2 separate regions of the Mus musculus genome follow, and region 1 is linked to region 2. A link is a loop called in an ENCODE intact Hi-C map of the cell type or tissue named here. Cell type or tissue: heart. All regions are shown on one strand. Each heading gives the region's core, and the rest is flanking DNA. Links, peaks and the distances in the headings are about the cores only.

Region 1 (8,146 bases), core at 2,543-6,542, 270 kb before region 2:
CTTCCAGCAGGTAGTCCTGGCTGGTATTAGAAATTGAGGCTGAAAAAGCAGGGGTTGGGGGTGGGGTGGGGTAGGGATGGGGGATGGGAGGCAAGTCAATAATCAGCCTGCCTCCAGGGTTCTACCTGAATTTCAGCCCCCCACCGACCAGCCTTCCTTTCTGACTAAAGCTATGCTCTAACCCTTTGCTCCTCAGGTTGTTTTAGGTCTGGTGTTCTATTACAGCCGGAGAAATCTGGCTAACAAAGGTTGCCTGTGCCTTTTGTAATACCATGGGTCACTGTTGGACAGAGCTGAGTCATCTGTTGACTTTGATGTGAAAAAAAGAGCACTTTCTGCATAGACTGGGGAAGGCTGGGAGGAGCACTCTCTGCATAGACAGGGGAAGGCTGGGAGGAGCACTTTCTGCATAGACTGGGGAAGGCTGGGAGGAGCACTCTCTGCATAGACAGGGGAAGGCTGAGGAGGAGCACTCTGCATAGACAGGGGAAGGCTGAGGAGGAGCACTCTGCATAGACAGGGGAAGGCTGGGAGGAGCACTCTCTGCATAGACTGGGGAAGGCTGGGAGGAGCACTCTCTGCATAGACAGGGGAAGGCTGAGGAGGAGCACTCTGCATAGACAGGGGAAGGCTGAGGAGGAGCACTCTCTGCATAGACTGGGGAAGGCTGAGGTGCAGATTGCCTCAGGTTCTCCATTCTGTCTGGTGCTGGCTTGGAGACTGCACACTTAGCCAGTGGTTACTAGATTGCAGTTGATCTCTGTTTCCCCAAGAGCCTGCCATAAATCCCCTCCCGGCCTCCATGCCCCCTTCCCACCTCCCTCCCCCGCCCCCTGTCCACCTCTGCCTTACAACGTAGGGAATTTCTTTGTGGTGGAATAAAGAGAAAGCCCTGTGGTTGGCTGTTCCTCTTCCTGTACCCTCAGGATGGCCTACTCCCCACCCTCACCTGGTGGGGTTTTATTATTTTTTTTGGGTGGGGTCATTGTATAATAAGAATTTATAGGAATTAGCTGCTACAGGTGAGCGACACTATAAAACTTGTGGTTAGTTTTGCTCTATAATTTATCTGATTGACAGTATTAAACGCAGAAGTCAGCCACTCATCTAACGGGACTTAGATTTCGAAATGTTTTTCTCTTGGCAGATACATTCTTCTGTATTATCCACCCCATCAGAACGTGGAGAAGCGAAAAAGAAAAGAAAACTGACGGGTTGTGCCTGGTAGCATAGGCTTATATAACAGTCGGAGCGGAGACAGGAAGGTTGGGAATTTGAGGCCAGCCTGGCCTATTTACTGAGACCCTCCTGTCTGAGGGGAAGAGAGAAAGAACACCACCTTAGCTTTGTCTATACATACACATTTTTAAAGATTTGTTATATGTATACACACACACACACACACACACACACACACACACACACACTGTGGCTGTCTTCAGATACACCAGAAGAGGACATCAGGCCCCATTACAGATGGTTGTGAGCGACCATGTGGTTGCTGGGAATTGAACTCAGGACCAGTTAGCAACCAGTGCTCCTACCCGCTGAGACGTCCCTCTACATACGTTTTTAACAAGTGAAATCTGAGTGTTTTTGGATTTCTTCTTCTTTTTTTTTTTTTTTTTTTGGTTTTTTTCGAGACAGGGTTTCTCTGTGTAGCCCTGGCTGTCCTGGAATTCACTTTGTAGACCAGGCTGGCCTTGAACTCAGAAATCCATCTGCCTCTGCCTCCCAAGTGCTGGGATTAAAGGCGTGCGCCATCACTACCCGGCTTGGATTTCTTTTTTTCCATCATTTTACACCTGCCAGTCAGTATGTCAGTAGACATGTTTGTTGCAATGCACAGCAGACTCTAAGATGACCCTTCATTCTAGCTGTACATAGCAAAAGATGTCACTGAAGGGAACCTGGATGTTTAAAGGAGTGGGAGAAGGCCACTGTCACCTCGGGCACAAGGGACTGCTTGCTCTTGGGCCAGATTTCTTAAGTCTTCCTGTGGCTGGGGATCCCCTCCCTTGATTTCCAGGTCTCGGCTTTCTTCAGCTCCTCTCTCTGTGCAAAGCCCTGCAGCTTGGGTACTGGGGCGCTTCATGCGCAGTGTGACAGCTGATGTCAAACCGATCAGAGACACTTCTGTTACAGTATTTAAAATTCTTCATTCCGTGTCGTAGCGCGAACTTGCCCAATCCTTATTAATGGGCATTGGCTTTTGGTGTACATAACTTTGTATATCCTTCTAGTTAAGATTGTGTGTCTACTCTTAAGTGGTTTCCTTAGCTTGAAGTCTTAGAAATGGAATTTTGGGGGGCACAGAGCATGAATTCTTTTAAAGACGTTTGATGTTCATTGCCAAGCCTTCTCTAGAAATAGTGCACTGAGAACACCCGCCAAGGCCTGTTCTGCATCCCCTGCCCCTGAAATGTAAAGATTATATAGAATGCCTCTTCATAGTTTGTCACCTTGGGTTCTGTGACACGTGGCCAGTCTGCCATGCTCACGGCTGATGCACAGCACCGAGCTGTGATACTCTGGGACTTTTCTAACCCCTTCTCAAAGCACTGGACATGTGCTTTCTAGTAGGGTGCTAGGTGCCACCATAGTTGTCCCCTGCTAAGTTGTCACCTGCTAAGGTGCTAACTAGGGGGGACACAGTGAGAAATGTTGGTTCTGTGATGTAAGTGACCAGGTACTTATTACTATGCCTTTCTGACGGCTCATCTCTGCTGATGCAGTGTTGGTCCATGTGTGTGTGTCTGGCATCCTTGGAGGCCATCCAAGGCCATAGTATCCTCCAGACTTGGGGTTACAGATAGTTGTAAGCCGCTTTGTGGGTGCTGCAGATTAAACCTTTCTTTCCTCCCTCATACCTTGGTTTCTTCCTCCCCCTTCTATGATAGTCTCTGCATAGCCCTGACTATTCTGGAACTTCATGTAGACCAGGCTGGCCCTGAATTCACAGAGATTTGCCTGCTTCTGCCTCCTAGTGCTGGGATTCAAGTTGTGCCCATCTCTGGCTCTCATTCACTGTTTTTTTTTTTTTAAATCACCTCCAGCATTTGTCAGGTGTGTTACCCTTGAGGCATACTTAACCATACTGGTTTATAGACATCTCGGTATGGACATGCATCTCAGAGCCTTTGGGTTGGTCCTGAATCTTTTTCTTTATCTGGTCACACGATTGGCTTGCCCTTGGGGTGAGGACAGAGACAGTGGTAGATATTTCTGGTCAGTTTGCCCTACAGTTGATACACAGCTAGTCAGTTTGACACCTGGAAGGAGCTTACATTTAAATAGCAACGTTTTTTCCTTAGAGTGGTCAACAGGGCACATTTCCTTTCTGCCTTTCCCTACGACAAGAGGAAGCATGGAACTCTAGTGTGGAAGACCAGTCAGGGTGTTGTCCTCTCAGAAAGGCTGTTTTGTAGATGCCCACAGCATACCAAGAGCCAAACATTGCCTGAGGAGTGTGTAGCTAGCTCAGGTCTGCCCGTGTGGGCAGGGCAGTCATCACTAACCCCAGCCCACAGGCCTCCTTAATTGTTACCAGAGCCTTTCTGTGGAGCACACCCTCCACAAAGCCAGCACACATGGCGTTTGAGTGTGAGCCTAGGAAATGAGCAGATGTAATGGAAACCTCTGTCCTGACTCATCCCGCCCGTTACATGAGTGGAATTCACTTCGCCTTGGCATGTTCTACCCTTAATAGTACTTGAGTGTGAATTCCCGTTGCGTTCCTGGGGTAACTGAATTTTTATGCATCTGGCACTTTTCTCAGAGTAACTGAAAGCTCTTTGGCGACTCAGTGCCTGCCTTCTTTTCTTGAATTCAGGTTGATAGATGGCGAAGGGAACGTTGATGCCTTGGGAGGCCGGATGAGTCCCCTGGGATGCTGGAATGGTATTTGCTGAGGACAGGCCGGCAGCCTGGCATTGCCCTGGCCTTTCTGGGGGAATGTAGAAATTGTTAGAGACACAGTATTCCTGCCTATTTGGAAGGACCCCAGTGAGCACATGAAGTGACAGGATAGTGGCTGGAGATTGGATATAGTTGGACAGTACTGAGAAAAGTGCACGTGGGATGAGCTGAGAGATAGAGCTGGGGTGAAGTCGGTCTTGGGGAAGAAGTACGGGCTTTGGGGAAAGTGTTAAGATTTAAATAGGCAGAGACGTGGGCCCCAGAGTCTGAGAGTTTCATAGTCCGTAAAGAATTGGGAAGTGGAGGGGTTGGAGAGATGAGACAGGACTAGCTGCCCTTCGGGAAGGATAGGGGTTCTATTCCCAGCATCCATGCACAGCTAGCCTTCCCAGGGATTTGATGCCCTCTTCTGGCTTCTGCAGACACTAGCACACATGTGCTATGCATACTCACACTGACAGAACACTTGTGCATACGATAAAAAAAAAAGAGTTGGAAAATAAAGGCAAAGATAGGGCAGGGCAAAGTTGAGTCTGTCTAGACCTTTTGTGTGAACAGGGAGCCAGGGGGTGGTACACGTTTGGATACTTTAAAGAATTTTGTTTGATTGTTTGTTTGTTTTCAAGACAGGGTTTCTCTGTGTAGCCCTGGCTGTCCTGGAACTCACTCTGTAGACCAGGCTGGCCTTGAACTCAGAAATCCACCTGCCCCTGCCTCTCAAGTGCTGGGATTAAAGGCGTGCACCACCACCGCCAGTCAAGAATTTTTTTTTTTCTGTTGTCACTGGCATCTCAGTCCTGTTCCACAGGTGACCACTATAGTGGACATGCTAAGCTTTTCTTTTTCTTTTGCATGCAAAGTCGTGCAAGCTGTTAGGATGAGAAAGAGGAGTTTTTCTCCACGGCTTCCCTTGAAGGACTTCATTCCATGAGCTTGCACTTATTTCAATCCTCACTCAGCCTCTTGAAAGTACCAGTGTGTTGATCAGCGGACTTGGTCATTGGGATCAAGTTAAGAAAGCTGGAGGATAATTAGAAGCAGTGACCCGGAAGATGGGACAGGTGACAGGAAACTTGACTAATGGGTGTCCGCTCCCCTTCCCCTTACAGTCTGTTCTGTTCAGTTCAAATTGCAAAAGGCAGCTACAGTCCGCTCCTTCACCCTACATCATTACACCCGAATGGACCTTTAAATCCCATTCTGACCCACAGTGGATTCTCCTCATTGACGGCAGACTCCTCCCCCCCATCCCCCCCAGATTTCTGTGTAGTCTTGGTTGTCCTTGTGCTTGCTGTGTTAGACCAGGCTGGCCTTAGAGACACAGCAGCCTCTACAGCTGGAATCAAAGCTGTGTGCCACCACTGCCTAGCAAGATCATTCTGAGTACTTTGTAGCTATTTTTAGACACACCAGAAGAGGGCATCAGATCCTATTACAGATGGTTGTGAGCCACCATGTGGTTGCTGGGAATTGAACTCAGGACCTTTGGATGAGCAGTCAGTGCTCTTAACCCCTGAGCCATCATCTCTCCAGCCCAGATCTTTTTTTTTCGGTGTGTCAGGTAGCCCAGGCTGGTCTTAGACTTGATAAATGCGTGTATGTAAACACTCATTGGACTACATTCTCAGCTGGCTGTTGACTAATTCTGAGCATGTTAATATTACATATTACTTTTATTTATATATAATTTGTAATATAATTGTGTCAGTAACCTTCACTTATGTTTGTTCGTCTTAGTTACTTTTCCTATTGCTGTGATACTTCCCCCCCCCCCCCCCCCAGACAGGGTTTCTCTGTGTAGCCCTGACTGTCCTGGAACTCACTTTGTAGGCTGGCCTTGAACTCAGAAATCCTCCTGCCTCTGCCTCCCAAGTGCTGGGATTAAAGGTGTGCGCTACCACTGCCTGGCCCGCTGTGATACTTGTGACTGAAGGGAGAAAGGGCTTATTTTATTTAGTTTGTGGTTCAAAATTCTGGTAAACGGGGCAGTGAAGCGGCTTTGTGGATTACAGCCTCACCAAGGAAGCAGAGAAGGAAGAGCTAGGGAATGGAGCCACCCATGGTGGGCAGGTCTTGCCACCTCCATTAATGGCAATTAAGGTAATTCCTTTCAGGTATATCCAGGGTCTGATCTTCCAGGAGTTTCTAGATTTTAATCAAGTTAGTAATTATTTTGTTTGCTCATCCATCTGTTGAGGAGCGTTTGTGTGGTTGCCCTTTGTGGGGTGGGGGAAGTTTCATTTGACCTCCAGCTTCCTGGATTTCTAAGGGCCTGGTGTGCACTCTTCATTCCTCGGCGTCCTGTTCCAGTTTACCTATGGGATGGGCGTTCTTTGTGCCCCTGTCAGGCTGCAGTTGGGCACCCACTCACCGTGTTCACGGATCTGCCCGCTCCAGTGTGGTGGCTTTTTAGAGGTGGTGTTCAGATCATGGGTTCCACCTGGAAGGAATCGACTCCATGGTAGTTCTCCCTGACTGGTGGGCTGGTGGCTTGTTAGAAAGCAGTCTCTGTGTCGTGAAGAGCAGCTTGCGCTCTAGTTGGGACACACCAAGTCACTAGAATCCTGCATCAGATAAGCCTCTTTACAAGCCTTTCTGAAGTGTCTGACATTAGCGATTAGTTTTGGCTTGCCTTGCTCTGAGACAGAGCTGGCCTTGAACTCGTGATCCTCTCATTTCTAACTTCCTGCTTTCAAGGCTTGCAGGCTAGTGTTTTAAAGTGTACAATTGTTGCTCTTTATTTACAGTATACGACTTCAAGATATCTTAGAGCCTCAAAATACTTAACAATTGTGACTCATTTTGAGGTTTTGTGCTCATTTCAGAAAATAAAACACAACCTTTCACTTGATGCAACAGTTTTATATATTAAAAAAAAAAGTCCAATCCTCCATTGACTGTATAGGTTGTTGCTTCCTCCCTCCTGGTTTCTTCTTTTTCTTCTTTCTTTCCTCCTCTCTTCTCTCTCTTTCTCGACAAGGTCTTTCTTTGTCTTGGCTCTCTGCTGAATCTTGGCTGCCCCAGAACTCAGGCTGGCCTCGAACTCAGAGAGATCTCCTACCTCTACTTTCAGAATTCTGGGATTAAAGATGGGCACCGCCCCTGGCTTGTTTTGCTCTTTACTGGCATAGTAATCGCAGTTGCTCCGTTTCTTTCCTGGGAAGAAGAAAGCACATTTCACCCCCTTTTGTGTGTCTACGGCAGGCCCCGCTCTGGGCTTTGCCTCTCTCCTGTCATAGACTGTTCAAGTGGGAGTCGCAGTTATTTTAAGGTCTGGAATTTTGTGGGGACTCTGTGGGAGATAGGAGAGGGAGGGGAGCCTGTCCCTCACTTGCTGTCAAAATTGAGAAATAACTTGCCTCCCTCCTGCTCATTAGGCTTGTCTGGCCTGGAGCCAGGTGCCCAAGGAAGGTGTCCAGCTCCCTCTCCATCTTGCTATAACTAAGTTTAATTAATCAGGGATCTCCCCCACCCCCACTCTTGGAGTGGATTCCACGGGAAGGAATGAGTTAATATTTGCAGAGGCCTCTGGAAATGTTAAGTGCTTGGTGGCATTCTTATCTGCTCTCTAGCATGATCTCCTTATAAGGCTGTCCCCTGAGCTGAGGACCTGAAGTGCTGAGCCACCCCAGAGCCCAGGTGACTGTGGCAGTCCGGGACAGCCAGCCAGCCTTCCTAGGGTGGGCTCCGGTGTCCTATTTTAATACTAGTGATACCACATTTTGCTAATTGTTAGTGTTGGTCTCACAACTGCGTCCCCCCCACGTCTTACAGAATCTATTTTTAGTGTCTTCATGATTCTTGTTCCCCCAGCACCAATTATAGTCAAATCCATTTGGATAGAAGCGTTCATTCAGTCAAAGTTAGGTTCTTAAATTTTCTTTTCCTGGAAAACTTACTCTTTAAACAAACAACAACAACAACAAAACAAAAAAAACCAACGGGATGGAGAGATGGAGAGGTTAAGAGCACTGGCTGCTTTTCCGGAGGTCCTGAATTCAAATCCCAGCAACCACATGGTGGCTCACAATCATCTGCAATGTGATCTGACGCCCTCTTCTGGTGTGCCTGAGGACAGCTACAGTGTACTTAGATATAATAAATAAGTAAATCTAAATAAATAAATAAATAAAACCCCTATTAAAAAGTAAAACACATTCCAGTAGTGCCTTATGTACGTTACAAATCAATAAATTAGTATGTGTAGATATATTTTTAGTGCTGTGGC
Region 2 (8,146 bases), core at 1,957-5,956:
TCTTGAAAAGGTCACCTTAAACCACTCCATCTTGCAGAGGTCTCTAACACTCACCTTTTCCTTTTTCTTGGAGTTACTGATCAGATCGTGTCAGAGCACTATTACACTTGCCTCCATTGAGAAGCTTGACTTAGTGGACCCATCACTGTGGTCTTCTGTTCTGTGGAGTAAGGATGTGGTGGCCATGGTGCTGGGGGATTACAGCCAATGGAAGCAGGAAGTGCTGGTTGTCTATGCTGAGAACACTCTCAGGTGTGCATGCGCGTGTAGGTCAAGAGAACAACTTTCGGGAGAGTTGGTTCTCTCCTTCCACTGTGGGTTCTGGAATGAACTCAGGTGTTACCCACTGAGCTATCTTGCCAGGCTGCAATTTCTATTTTTTTTTTTAAATTATCTTTTAGTTTTGACGATTTCTTTATTTTCTATTTATATAAATACACTGTCACTGTCTTCACACACACATCCGATCCCATTACAGATGGTTGTAAGCCACCATATGGTTGCTGAGAATTGAATTCAGGACCTCTGGCAGAGCAGTCAGTGCTCTTAACTACTGAGCCATCTCCCCAGACCTGAAAATTGTATTTCAAGGTCTAAAACCAGACATGCTGGTGTCACTCACTAGACTAATCTAGAAACCCAGGAAGAAGGAAAGAAACAGAAGGAATGCAGAACAAAATGAAGCTGGTGAGAACTGAAGGAATTCCTTGTCTGTCTTCATGTAGAATCAACACAGGCCCCAGTGGGAACATTGTATGAGTCAACCCAGCTGTGTAATCCATCTATCCTGTTATAATTCAAATGGCCTCCTTCTCATTACTGACTTGAGACTGTGCCCTCCTAGTTTGAACTCTTTGAGTCTAAAGTTTTTTTGTTGCTATTTATTTTTGAACGGGATCACACTGGGGCCTGAACCAGTCACAATCCTCTTGCCTGTTATTATACTCAGTAATAAGATTCATAGCCTATTTACAAAGCAATCTCCAATGGCCCTAGGTCCAATTTGCCATTGTGCTCTTAAATTTTTTTTTCCTTTTATTGAACGTACATTTTGGGGGCTGGAGAGACTGCTTAGCGGTTAAGAGCACTGACTGCTCTTCCAAAGGTCCTGAGTTCAAATCCCAGCAATCACATGGTGGTTCACAACCACCTGTAATGAGATCTGACACCCTCTTCTGGCGCATCTGAAGACAGCTACAGTGTACTTACATATAATAAATAAATCAATCTTTAAAAAAAAAAGAAAGAAAGAAAGTACATTTTGGGGGTTGGAGAGATGGTTCAGTGGTTAAGGGCACTGGCTGCTCTTCCAGAGGTCTTAGGTTTGATTCTCAGCACCCACTTGGTGGCTCACAAGTTCTAGGGGATATAGGCATAACACCATATACATAAAATAAAATTCCCCTCCTCACATATTATATCCTGATTACAGTTTCTCCTCCCCCTAGTCCTCCCCACCTCTCATCCCATCTGGATCCACACCTTTCCTGTCAATATGAAACAGGCTTCTAAAGGATAATTAAAATAGAACTAATACATCAGAATCAGAGAAAACAGACGGAAGGGGAAGAGCCCAAGAGAGAGTGTAAGAATCAAAGCCTCATGTTGGCACACTTGGGAATGCCATAAAAACACTAAACTGGAAGCCATAATATATACACAAAGGAACTTTAGGGTAAAAGGAGGTTAAAAAAAAAAAAAAGGCAGGACTCTGACATGACATTTCAAGAGCAGGAACCTCTAAGGTTGTATTGGCCATCCACTGCTGGCCATTCAGTCTACCATCGCAAATGTTTTTCAAGTGAGCCTTCCCTGGAGAGAGAATTTACTTTTTCAAGTGGTTATCAGTTGGAGATAGTGGCTGGATTAAGGATGGGGATAGCTGTCTACTTCTTTGGGCTCTAGGAGCTTATCGGTGAAGATCCACACAGGCTCTGTGCATGCTGCCTCAGTTCACTGAGTTCACATATTTATCGATCTTTTTTGCTTTGGAGGGCCTTGTTTTCTCCGTGCCCTTCATCCCTTTTGCTCTTACTCTTTCTGCCTCTGCTCCTTTGGGGTTCCCTAAGGGGAGGGTTTCATATTCACCCATTTAGGGCTCACTGTTCCAAGGTCTTGGACGCTCCTCTGTATACTTTTTTTTTCTTTTGTTTTTTTCAATCAGGGTTTCTCTGTGCAGTCCTGGAACTCACTCTGTAGACCAGGCTGGCCTTGAACTCAGAGATCCATCTGCCACTGCCTCCCTAGTGCTGTGGTTAAAAGTGTCCGAAGTCCAAACTCCAAACCTTCACACTTTAGTCACTATCTCCTCAGGAAATTCTTCTCCACACTGCAGAACGTGGTTCTGTAGCACTCTATACAGACATTCCTATCATGGCACCAGACATCAGATAGTCTCTGTACAGGACATGTATCCCAGGGCTGAGTTTGTTTAGGACAAATTCAGTAACTTACACATACTTGGAACTTAAGCTAAACTGAAGAGCGACTGGGGGTATTGATGGTTGAGGACTTGCCAAGTTGGGAATCTTGTCAGTGGGAAGGCCCTCCATTCCTGAACTCTAAGTTACCAGAGCTGAGTCATGGAGTGGCAGGGAAGTCACTGTGAGGCCAACGTTAAGTCATAACTGTAACACGTGTAGGCATTGACAGGGAGAACAGTGAGTGGGGGGCAGGTCTAGGGAACTCTCCACGCGGGTGTGGGGCAGGAACAGGCACTAGGGAGCAGACCCCACTTTTAAGCTTCCCGCAGGACCTGTTAGGAAGAGAAGATGCTTAGTAACTAGTTAGCTAAGAACCAAACGCCCTGTTACCCCCAAGGGACACAAGGCCACCGGGCCTCGCAGCGTCAACCGCCCCTTTTAAGTCATTTCAGTCTTCTGAGCACCATCTTTTAGACCTGCACAGTCTGATAAGCCACTGTCATCGTGACCAGCCTCAGATCCACAGGACAGGGACCGTCCCAGCCGAAGGAGATGACCCGCGCCGTCTGAGCAATCGCATCCGGGCCCGCGCCCCAGCCTCAGGGCACAGCATCCTCCCTCCATTCCTCCCAGCCCGAGGCCTCCGGGGCGAGCTCGCGGAAGGCACGGCCGGAAGGGGCGGGCACTGCGCCCAGCGAGCCCTCCGCGCCATGGCTTCTCGTGGCGTCGTGGGCCTTTTCTTGCTCTCTGCTCTCCCTCTCTTGTGTCTGGAGCTCCGGCGCGGGATCCCGAGTCTCGGTAAGTGTTGCCTTTCTCCTCTCGGTGCTCCCAGCTGGAGTGTTGTCACCTGAGCGGCGCGGACCTCCGCGCGCTTTTGACTACAATCCCCAGAATCCATCGCGCCCGCCCCTCTTCCGGAACCGCCTCCATTTCCGCGGGAAAAAGTTCTCTTGATCTCTGGCCAGGGTCGGCTTGGAAAGGGACCCGAGTGAGAAGCGCAGGGACAGATAGGAACTGTTTCGCCTCTAAGAGTAATGAGAGCCGGAAGTAAATAAGCTGATAGCTGAGCCATGTTTCAGGTGAAAGCCTTTGTGTCATGATCAAGGAATGGATGAAAGGGAGTCCCCAAGTACCATTTCTGAGAATCTTATTCTAAGTCAGACCCTGTTTGCAATCTCACTCTCCACTACTGCCACAACGACTTGTAGGTACTGTTAGCCTAAAAAACAGCGCTCTGCCCCAGAGCAGGTCAGAGTTTATTTTGGAATCGAATCTAAATGTCCGTGGTGTTCTGAGAATACGGATTTGGGTTACTTCAAATTCTCGGTTCCACGGTTCCAAAAGTTTTTATTGTAACAGCCAAAAAAATGTCACAAAACACCTTAAATATATGTAGGTCCATCAGGGAGATGAGTTACAGCAACGTGTAGGAAAACCTCTCGCAGAGGGCTCAGGTGCTCACAAAATAAACTTTTGGATTGGTAGAAGGTTGTGGGCTAAGTTAATATATTGTGTAGGTTCCATGTGATAGGCATAGTTAGGTCAGGCATATAGGTGAACAATGAGTGACTATTAAGTGGGCTAATTAAAGCCCATAATAATCCATGGTTAGGCTCTGGACCTGCAACATTTGAACCATTCCATAGTCTAAAAAGTTCTTATCAGTTAATCACCTTCTGTAGAACATAAAAGTAAGGGGATACTTGAGTTTACAGTACTGTTAAAATCTTTACATTTGAGAGCACTGTGATTTATTGAGGACGATCAGTGACTAATTGGAGGTGGTTTTGATTTTTTTTTAAGATTTATTTATTATATGTAAGTACACACAGTAGCTGTCTTCAGACACACCAGAAGAGGGCGTTAGATCTCATTATGAATGGTTGTGGGCCACCATGTGGTTGCTGGGAATTGAACTTAGGACCTTTGGAAGAGCAGTCAGTGCTCTTAACTGCTTAGCCATCTCTCCAGCTCTTTCCTTTCTTTTTCTTTCTTTCTTTCTTTCTTTCTTTCTTTTCTTTTCTTTTCTTTTCTTTTCTTTTCTTTTCTTTTCTTTTCTTTTCTTTTCTTTTCTTTTCTTTTCTTTTCTTTTCTTTTCTTTTCTTTTCTTTTCTTTTCTTTTTCTAGAGTTTTTCTGTGTAACAGCCCGTGGTGCCCTGGAATCACTTTATAGAGCAGGCTGGTCTTGAGCTCATAGAGATTCACCTGCCTCTGCCTCCCCAGTGCTGGGATTGAAGGTGTGCATCATCACTACCCTGCATGGTTTTTATTATTATGTGTGTCTTTTGAGTCTTCAATTAGCTTAGGTTAGCCTGTGTCTTGAAGCAAACCTCCTGCCTCATGTTTTCAGGTCCTATAGTAACCCATAGTTTTTTTTCTCTCTCTCTCTTTTTTTTTTGTTGTTTTATCGAGACAGGGTTTCTCTGTGTAGCCCTGACTGTCCTGGAACTCACTTTGTAGACCAGGTTGGCGTCAAACTCAGAAATTCGCCTGCCTCTGCCTCCCGCCCCTAGTTTTTTAAAGGGCCATTCTGGATTCTGTGTGGAGAATGCTTTGGAATGGAGCTATAGTGCAGAGTAGTGAGCCAAGTTAGAGTTTGCTGTAGTGAATAGTTACAGGGATGGCTTAGACTGGGGCAACAGAAGGAATATGAATGAATTGTGGACAGAGTTGAGATACGGTGAAGCAGAAACAAAAGCCCGCAGGTTAGTCTCCATGTCTGCCTCCCTCCTTAAGCACACTTTGTGTGGTGTGTTGTTGTTGGGTTTTGTTTGTTTGTATTTTGAGACAGGGTTTCTCTGTGTAGCTGGCTGACCTGGAACTCACTCTGTAGACCAGACTAGCCTGGAATTCAGAGATCAGCCTACCTCTGCTTCTTTTTTTTTTTTTTTTTTTTTTGGTTTTTTGAGACAGGGTTTCTCTGTGTAGCCCAGGCAGTCCTGGAATTCACTCTGTAGACCAGGTCAAACTCAGAAATCCGCTTGCCTCTGCCTTTTAAGTGCTAGGATTAAAGGAATATGTCATCACTGCCCAGACTCTAAAGTGAATGGCCAAGCTAAAGTTCTTTTTCCTCCAGCCTGCCTCCTCCTGGACAAGGAGTCAGATGCCCTGAAACATGCCCAAGAGAAGTGAAAATGAAATGATCTTTGAAAAGCTACATTAGGGGCTGGAGAGATGGCTCCCTGGTTAAGAGCACTGGCTGCTCTTCCAATGGACTCCCATTCAATTCCCAGAACACACATAGCAACTCAAACCTGTCTATAACTCCGGTTCCAGAGGAAACCAACACCCTCACATAGACATACATTGCAGGCAAAACTAATATACATAGAATAAAAATAATTTGAAAAAAGCTAGATTGGAGTATATAAAGACTTTTTAAGCTTAAGCTTCTTCTTTTTGTCTTTTCTTTTTTTAAAGAAGGTTTATTTATTACATAAGTACACTGACTTCAGACACACCAGAAGAGAGTGTCAGATCCCATTAGAGATGGTTGTGAGCCACCATGTGGTTGTTGGGATTTGAACTCAGGACCTTTGGAAGAGCAATCAGTGCTCTTATCCTCTGAGCCATCTCACCAGCCCACCCCCTTTTTTTTACTTTTTTTTTTTTTTTCGTTCGAGACAGGGTTTCTCTGTGTAGCCCTGGCTGTCCTGGAACTCACTTTGTAGACCAGGCTAGCCTCGAACTCAGAAATCCACCTGCCTCTGCCTCCCAAGTGTTGGGATCAAAGGTGTGCGCTACCACCGCCCGGCTAGTTTTATGCATTATTAATGCTCATAATATTTCCTTATGCAGCTGAACACTATGTGTTCCTAAAATAGGATGCTTCTTCTAGAATGATTCTCTGACAGTTTGTTGTGGTAGTGACCACCATGTTGAACTTCAGAGCCCTGGAAGACTTAGGAAACCAATCAGGAGGCTTGTATCATTTAGTATCTAACTCTGCTTTCTAGTGCAAACAATCTGCCCTTTATTAGTAGTACCAAGGAAAGAGAAACTTTCTTTTAAAGAAACATGTTTAATTATTTTTTTTATTCTTAAGGCATTAAAGATCTCATTTTGCTGAGTGGCCGGATATTCCTACTGCTGGCCCTGCTTACCTTAGTCATTTCCGTGACCACCTCCTGGTTTAACTCACTGAAACCTTCGCAAGGTCATCTGAAAGGTAAGTGTACCCCCCCCCTAAAAAAAAGTAACCTTTTCTACTCAAATTTTTTCTTTTGTTTATTCTACAGCAAGAACTGGTTTATCACTGATTTATTATGTGTAATAATTTCAAGTGGGAGCCTGTTCTTTCCTTAGGCTCTCTCCTAACACGTGGGTTTCAAGGATGACTAAGGTCTTAGGTTTGGCAGCAAGTGTCTTTACCCACTGAGCCATCTCACCAGCCCTAGGAGCTTCAAAAGCCCTGGATAGAGAGGTGGGGTGGTAAAGAAAACTGGCCGGGGCTGGCAAGATGGCTCAGTGGTTAAGAGCACCCAACTGCTCTTCCGAAGGTCCCGAGTTCAAATCCCAGCAACCACATGGTGGCACACAACCATCCGTAACGAAATCTGATGCCCTCTTCTGGAGTGTCTGAAGACAGCTACAGTGTACTTACATATAATAAATAAATAAATCTTAAAAAAAAAAAAAAAAAAAAAAAGAGAGAACTGGCCGCTCTTCCAGAAGCCGGAGCTACAGTCCCAGCACCCAAGGTGTTTAACTGATCCTGGGGATCTGACATCTGACTCCCTCTTCTGGCCTCTGTGGGCACTGCATGCACGTGGTACATAGACATACATGCAGACAGAACACTCACAGACATACATAACGTTTTAAACAAAAACAAAACAACAACAACAAAAAGCCAGTTTTTTTGTTTTTTTGTTTTTTTTTTTTAGCATTTCATTCTTTTTTTTAGGGGGGTGGGGTGGAGACAGGGTTTCTCTGTAGCCCTGGCTGTCCTGGAACTCTGTACTCACTGTACTCTGCCTCTGCCTCCCAATGCTGGGATTAAAGGTATGTGCCACCACTGCCTGGCAATTTATGGGTTTTTTAAAAAGAATAATTTATTCATTTTTGTTATTTTATTATTATTATTTTTATGTGCATTGATGTTTTTCCTGCCTTTGTTCGTGTGAGGGTGTCAGATCCCTGGAACTGGACTCACAAGACAGTTGTGAGCTGCCAAGTGGGTTTTGGGGATTGAACCCAGGACCTCTGGAAGAGCAGCCAGTTCTCTTAACCCCTGAGCCATCTCCAGCCCTTGCTTTTGTTTTTTTAAGATAGGCTCTCAGATAGCCCAGGGTGGCTTGTTATTTACTGTCTAGTTGAGGGTGACTTTGAACTTCTGATCTTCCTGCCTCCACGTCCTGCCTGCTGAGATTACAGATCTGCACCAACACAGTTGGTAGTGTGTGGTGCTGAGGATCCAAGCCAAGGCCTGTGGGTTAGGCCAGCATTATACTGACCAAGCTACACCCTTCAACCTGTGATTTACTGCTTTTAAAATATAAGTAAATACAACGAATGGTGCAAAGCTCTTATAGCTCTTTCACATCAGCCCTGTAGAAAACATAATTGCAAAAGATTATTCAACCCAATAATATATGGCAGTGTGGGTGCTTTGGTGAGTTCCAGTCATAGATTTTGGACTTTTCTCAGCTTTGATCTCTCATACTTCAAATGACTCAATTCGGATATTCAACCAAAACATTGTGATTTTCCGTTGGGGATTT

The links. A loop is a pair of places that touch in the nucleus more often than their neighbours do. Peaks named below come from ENCODE experiments on the same cell type or tissue, not always from the same donor. Only the 100,000 strongest peaks of a DNase experiment are listed, where the experiment ranks them.
Region 1: it touches region 2 in a loop (2.3-fold over the local background); 1 of 42 quality-filtered maps calls a loop at or near these places.

Annotation. Positions count from the first base shown.
Region 1 is chr8:33,905,261-33,913,406 of GRCm38, reverse strand. All of the region lies in intron 1 of Rbpms (RNA binding protein gene with multiple splicing), which reads left to right. Among named protein-coding and RNA genes, the nearest start is that of Gm51528, 14 kb to the left of the region's middle. RefSeq lists an enhancer at 6,338-8,146. In heart, for the core only: CTCF peaks have their summits at 4,342 (motif pointing left) and 5,331 (motif pointing right); DNase peaks (open chromatin) are centred at 3,596 and 6,275; H3K4me3 peaks cover 596 bases; H3K27ac peaks cover 3,126 bases.
Region 2 is chr8:33,636,925-33,645,070 of GRCm38, reverse strand. Ubxn8 (UBX domain protein 8) reads left to right here and starts at 3,095. Exons shown (of 8, transcript NM_178648.2): 1 at 3,095-3,221; 2 at 6,469-6,591. The coding sequence starts at 3,134. In heart, for the core only: a CTCF peak has its summit at 4,274 (motif pointing right); DNase peaks (open chromatin) are centred at 3,090 and 3,340; H3K4me3 peaks cover 1,931 bases; H3K27ac peaks cover 1,927 bases.